2 separate regions of the Homo sapiens genome follow, and region 2 is linked to region 1. Evidence: chromatin contacts called from ENCODE Hi-C or POLR2A ChIA-PET data. All regions are on one chromosome and are shown on one strand. The core of a region is the stretch at or near the end of the contact, and the rest is flanking DNA. Distances in the headings are between cores, read along the strand shown.

The links. A loop is a pair of places that touch in the nucleus more often than their neighbours do. ChIA-PET counts read pairs that join two places held with the same protein, here RNA polymerase II (POLR2A). Pooled maps may share reads with other maps.
Region 2: a loop to region 1 is called in a map of gastrocnemius medialis, with 6 times the contacts of the local background. The contact joins two enhancer-like sites. A Hi-C loop is called at or near these places in 1 of 168 maps with a recorded cell type or tissue (gastrocnemius medialis) and 1 of 50 pooled maps. POLR2A ChIA-PET finds 5 or more read pairs at or near these places in 1 of 52 experiments (activated T-cell).

Annotation. Positions count from the first base shown.
Region 1 is chr14:75,253,632-75,256,433 of GRCh38, forward strand. No RefSeq gene overlaps it. Among named protein-coding and RNA genes, the nearest start is that of FOS, 24 kb to the right of the region's middle. RefSeq lists an enhancer at 315-1,514. Within about 2 kb of position 1,365, at least 17 of the 41 ENCODE cell types and tissues checked have a DNase peak (open chromatin) inside an H3K27ac peak, as active enhancers do; they include gastrocnemius medialis, where a contact is called at or near this core.
Region 2 is chr14:75,647,085-75,649,886 of GRCh38, forward strand. FLVCR2 (FLVCR choline and putative heme transporter 2) reads left to right here. Exons shown (of 10, transcript NM_017791.3): 10 at 1-1,083. ERG28 (ergosterol biosynthesis 28 homolog) reads right to left here. Exons shown (of 5, transcript NM_007176.4): 5 at 2,707-2,802. Among named protein-coding and RNA genes, the nearest start is that of ERG28, 12 kb to the right of the region's middle. RefSeq lists an enhancer at 1,262-1,556. Within about 2 kb of position 1,452, at least 15 of the 41 ENCODE cell types and tissues checked have a DNase peak (open chromatin) inside an H3K27ac peak, as active enhancers do; they include gastrocnemius medialis, where a contact is called at or near this core.

The sequences.
Region 1 (2,802 bases), core at 115-2,614:
ACTAAGTCTATTTGACCTTGAAGTCTGTTTTCCTTGAAAGCTACCACCTTGTATAAAAAGAACCCCTAATTTGTATGCTTTAGGAGAGACCATATTTCAATTTTGGGGACACCAGTCCTTCAAGGTACAGCACAGTTGCCTGACCTCAGAATTTTTTTTTTTTTTTTTTTTTTGAGACAGAGTTTCGCTCTTGTTGCCCAGGCTGGAGTGCAATGGCGTGATCTTGGCTCACCGCAACCTTCGACTCCCTGGTTCAAGTGATTCTCCTGCTTCAGCCTCCCGAGTAGCTGGGATTATAGGCATGTGCCACCACACCCAGCTAATTTTGTGTTTTTAGTAGAGATGGGGTTTCTCCATGTTGGTCAGGCTGTTTTCAAACTCCTGACCTCTGGTGATCCGCCCGCCTTGGCCTCCCAAAGTGCTGGGATTACAGGCATGAGCTACTGCGCTTGGTCCAGAATTTTCTTTTCTTTTCTTTTCTTTTTTTTAACAAACAAGGTATTGCTCTGTCTCCCAGTCTGGAGTGTAGTAGCATGATCATAACTCACTGCAGTCTAGGCCTCCTTGGCTCAAGTGGTCCGCCTGCCTCAGCCTCCCAAAGTGCTAGAATTATAGGTATGAGCCACTGTGCCTGGACAGATTTTGTTTTAGAAGCAGGAGTTAAGTGTCCATGAGTAGTAGGAACTCAGGTAATCCAGCCCAAATGGACTTGATCAACCATCCCCTGATCCCGGATCTCAGCGTGATGGGAGTCTAGGAAACCTGCCCTTTGACCTGAATCTGGATGACGTTAGTAATACAGGAATAGGTGAAATGCCAGCCACACCTGGCTGGCCCATGAAAAGGAAATACTTCCCACGCTTTGCTTTTGCACACCAAGGGCCCCCAGGTAAAGGCATCCAGGGTGCAAGCCGCCTGCTTTAATGCCCGGGTGTGGCTGCAGGAACAACCCAGTACAAACTGGAGTGAACCTGTTGCCCTCTTCCTTCCCTGCTGCCAAGCCAAACAGAACACAGGGAACACAAATAGAATCATCACAGTAAACCAGCTGTTGGAGCCAGACACTGGGAGAACCCACTCCCTGGCACTGCCACCCCATTCACGGGTCCAGACATGATGAAGTGCTCTGAGGGCTGAGGAAGGTGTGGCCCGTGGGCATTCCTGTCCAGCAAGAACCCCTCTGGCTTGTCTGTATTCATTGCCACCCACATGGACCTCTCTATGGTTGCTTGCCAAAGCCGGGAGGGAGAAGGGTCTCCCCTTCCTCCAAGCCCAGGATCACCGGGAAATGCCCTTCCCACCTACTGGACTTGACTAATGCTGCTTGTCAAGAAGGGAACTCTTCAGACACATAAAAATCCTAAAGGTAGCTGAGGTTTGAAAGAATTCGTGCTGGACGTGCTTCCCTGCAGGGTCAGGCATTGGGGAGGAGGGAGAAGAGGAAGGAGGAGCTGGTTGTAAGTGACAGCTGCAGATAAATCTGTGTGGAGCTGTCCAGGGAGCTGTTGAACTCAGGTAGTGCCCTCCCTAGCCTGGGGCAGGTCAGAGTCTCCCCGAACCACCCAAACCTTTCTGCTGCGTGTGCTCTGGGGCATGTCTCTCTTTGCCTCCTTGGATCTTGAGCCAATGAGGAAATATAGGCTAGTCCCAGAAGGCAGGGATGAATTTGTGTTCTTTGTGGTGTCAGCACCTTTTCATGAAGCTCTAGCAGATCTCACAATCTTCCCTTCTTTAAAAAAAAAAAGAAAAAGAAAAAAGTTTGGAAAAGGGGGCTAGAGTCTCCCTATGGAAAAGAAAGCTCGTGGAATGATCCAAGTGGAGGTTTTCCATGCATTCCATGGCATCATTGGAGATGTCCTGGCTCTGTACTTACTTAACTACTTGAATCTCAGTTTCTTCCGTTGTAAAAGTGGGCACATGAAGACCTAGTTCTCATGGATATTAACAGGATAAAACGAGATAACACATAGAGTACTCTCAAGTACTCTACATAGTCCTAGCATATCAAAAGTATTAGATAAATCTTGCCTTTATTTTCTCCTTCTCATACACTGTGTCAGTGGCTTGCTGGGTCCTTGATTAGCCTGAAGGACTGAAAGAGAGACCTCAAGAGAGAGAATGGCAAAGTAAATACGACCATCTTATTCGAACTTAACTCTGCGTTTCAAGTAGGGAGATAAGAAGGACTGCTGTTCCACTTCTTTTCTAGATGACAAGATGGGTTATTTTTATTTTTTATTTTTGAGACAGTTTCGCTCTTGTTGCCCAGGCTGGAGTGCAACGGCATGATCTTGGCTCACCGCAACCTCTGCCTCCCGGGTTCAAGTGATTCTCCTGCCTCAGCCTCCCTAGTAGCTGGGATTACAGGCATGCGCCACCATGCTTGGCTAATTTTGTATTTTTAGTAGAGACGGGGTTTCACCATGTTGGTCAGGCTGGTCTCGAACTCCTGACCTCAGGTGATCCGCCTGCCTTAGCCTCCCAAAGTACTGGGATTACAGGCAAGAGCTACCATGCCAGGCCTAAAATGGGTTATTTCTGTGCCTAGAGGTAAATTGCATCAGTGCTTTCCCATCTGAAACAAAACACAAACCACTTCATTTCCATGTCAAAAACTGATTCAATCTAATCTACCCATAAATCAGGCTTTCTCATTAACCTGAATTTGAAGTTTCTCTCTTTTCCAGCTGCTTTTATGCTCTAGGTGGAGTTTAGAAAAGAGAAGTCTAGCTTAACCATTCGTTGACAGAAAAAAGTAGAAATTGTCATTTCTTCCCTGAAAATACCAGAATTAGTAAATTG
Region 2 (2,802 bases), core at 202-2,701, 390 kb after region 1:
ACCAACCATAATAAACTTGACAAAAGACTTTGTTGTGGCCATGACAGAGATACCGACTCAGGAGGGCTACCTACCTAGGTGTGATCATGCTGGGGGCTACCTTCTGAGTATATTTGTGAAAGCACATATTTGGGAACTCTGGTAGCTTGAGTTGGGAATGGGAAGGTTCTTTTTTACAGAAGTACTTCCCCAGGGACTTCTGTGTGTCACAGTCACCTCTGATGCCTTTATCTTGATGTTGCATTGGGAATCTCAGCCATCAGCCCAAGTGCTTGTTTTATTCCAAGGCAGGGTAATCCCCGTCAACTTACTCTAACCTTTGCTGAAAACTAATCTTGATTCATTCTACTCTGAAAATCCAAAGGTGCTTCTGAGAGATAAGAGGGAAGGGGTAGAAGGAAAGGTGCCCCTTGAAATGGGAATTGAGCCTGTTAGAATTAAAAGCTTATCTCACCTCTGCTGGGGACAGTATTTGCACCACCAACCCCTCTCCTCACCTGCTTTGAGCGATAATCTTTATCAGATATTCTAAACTTAAAGGGATTCCCTTTAAACCAACTCAAGCTGATCTTTCCTATCTAGCCTGCTGTTTGGCTGTACTCATGGGCTTTGGTAATATCTCCTAAAAATGAGGTTTTGGTAATTTTTCCTATGCATTGGGCAACTGTGATCGTGACCACTGTGCTGTCTTGCTCCAGCCACTGCCCTGGCCTCAGCATATCAGGGCAGCCTGTGCTGGCTGCAATACTGTGGTGCTTGGGCCACTGCCTGAGAGGAGCCAGGTTTGTGTGTGTCTGCATGTGTGTGTGTGTGTGTTTGTACAGATTCAAGCAATGGATGCAAGGAACATGCTGTATGTAATAGAAGAAAGAAGTCCACGTTTTCGGCAGAAGTAGTGAGTCAGTGTGGAAGAGAGGTGAGGGTGTGCTTTACTTTTTGATAAAGAGAAAGATGTTTACTCATAAACCCTTCAAAAGGTATTAACAAAATGTTTACCAAACCTATTGCTTTATTTTAAAAACATAATTTGTGTTTTCTATTTGTAAGATCTGACATTTCGAGGCAATAAAAACTTCTCAGAAAGTGGTCTGCCTTATCATTCAGTGGGGCAGAGATGGCTCTTAGAAGTCCCTGCAAGACTGTCACACATTCCTGAGGCTCCTGTCTTAGGTGTGGGGAAGGGCTGGGCTGGGGCGGGGGAGTGTGAGGCTAGAGAAGCAGCAACTGTGGTCTTCCACAGGAGCATCTCACTGTTGCCAGACCTTACCATCTGGGAGGGATATTTTTTAAAGACAAGGCTGTAAAGGTTACTGTTTGCCTACATGGAGGGACTGCAACTCAACATCCAGCACGACCCTGACCTCTTTCCATGCTGTGTACGCGCTGGAATGTGAGTGACTGCTGATGAGAGAGTCCACTGTTGTTTCTGGCTCTGCCTCAAAGGGTGGTTGAAATGTTTGTTCTCTGATTACCTCAGCCATGCATCAGCTTGCTGTGGCTGGGGCCCATGGCTCAGTCCCAGCAGCTGCAGTCTTGCGTTACCATTTTTCTTCCTAACTGGCCAACGTCCTGTTACTCATCCCTCCCCAGTTGTGATCACCTTGTGCGTGTTACTTGAATATGCTGCTACTATCATCTGTGTTCTGTACATTCTTTCCATAGAGAGTTGTACTGTGCCTGTGGTATTCTAGCATCATATTTATAGCAACTCGTAGCTGGGGAGGAACAATATTATGATTCTATTTTAAATGATCTAGGAAGGGACCCAAGCCTGGGCTGTTAAGAAATCTAATATCCATAGTGTCTGCTAAATACTCTAACTGTACATCTCTTTAGATCCTTTGGGTCCCTGCCTTTACTAATCTGGAATCACTTTTTTTTTTTTTTTTTTTTTTGAGATGGTGTCTTTTTCTGTCGCCAGGCTGGAGTGCAATGGCGCAATCTCGGCTCACTGCAACCTCCGCCTTCCTGGTTCAAGCAATTCTCCTGTCTCAGCCTCCCAAGTAGCTGGGACTACAGGCACACGCCACCATGCCCAGCTAATTTTTGTACTTTTAGTAGAGACGGGGTTTCACCATGTTGGCCAGGATGGTCTCGATCTTTTGACCTCATGATCTGCCCGTGTCAGCCTCCCAAAAGTGCTGGGATTACAGGCGTGAGCCACCACACCCGGCCAGGGCATCACATTTTCATGACACATGCTCAGAGGACCTAAATCATCCAATGTTTTCATTCACTCCTTTCATAAGGTCTTCATGTGGATCTGTGTTCAAACATTAACTGTCATCACTGCTTTTTTACTGCCTCCTAACAATATAGCTGACAAGTAAAGAAAAGATAGTTCTTACCATTGAGATATTTTTCTAGATACAGTGTTCTGGGCATATGAGGCCTGGAATTTCTGCAACCAACTTTGGTACCATAAAAGAAGTCAGCCTGAGGATGCCAGCACACATAGGTAGTGCTGAAAGAATCGTAAAGAAATGGAGCTGGAGTCTTGATCAAACCCTTCCTGAAGCTAATCTTGTAATTTTTCAGTTATATGAGCCAGCTATCTTTATTGTTTAAGCTAGTTTAAGGTAGGTTTTGTCCTTTCACCTAAAGAGACTTAACTGATAAGAGAATTCCCAATGTATTTAAGTGTAAACATCAAGCTTCTTATCACACCCTTATAAGCCCCTTGCCTCCTTTTCTGACCTTTTCTTTCACTTCCTAACTCTTCACCATGCTGTGATTACATAGTTCTTATTCCTTGAATAAGACTATTCTACCTTCCAGTTGCTGCTCCCTCCTTTCTAACGG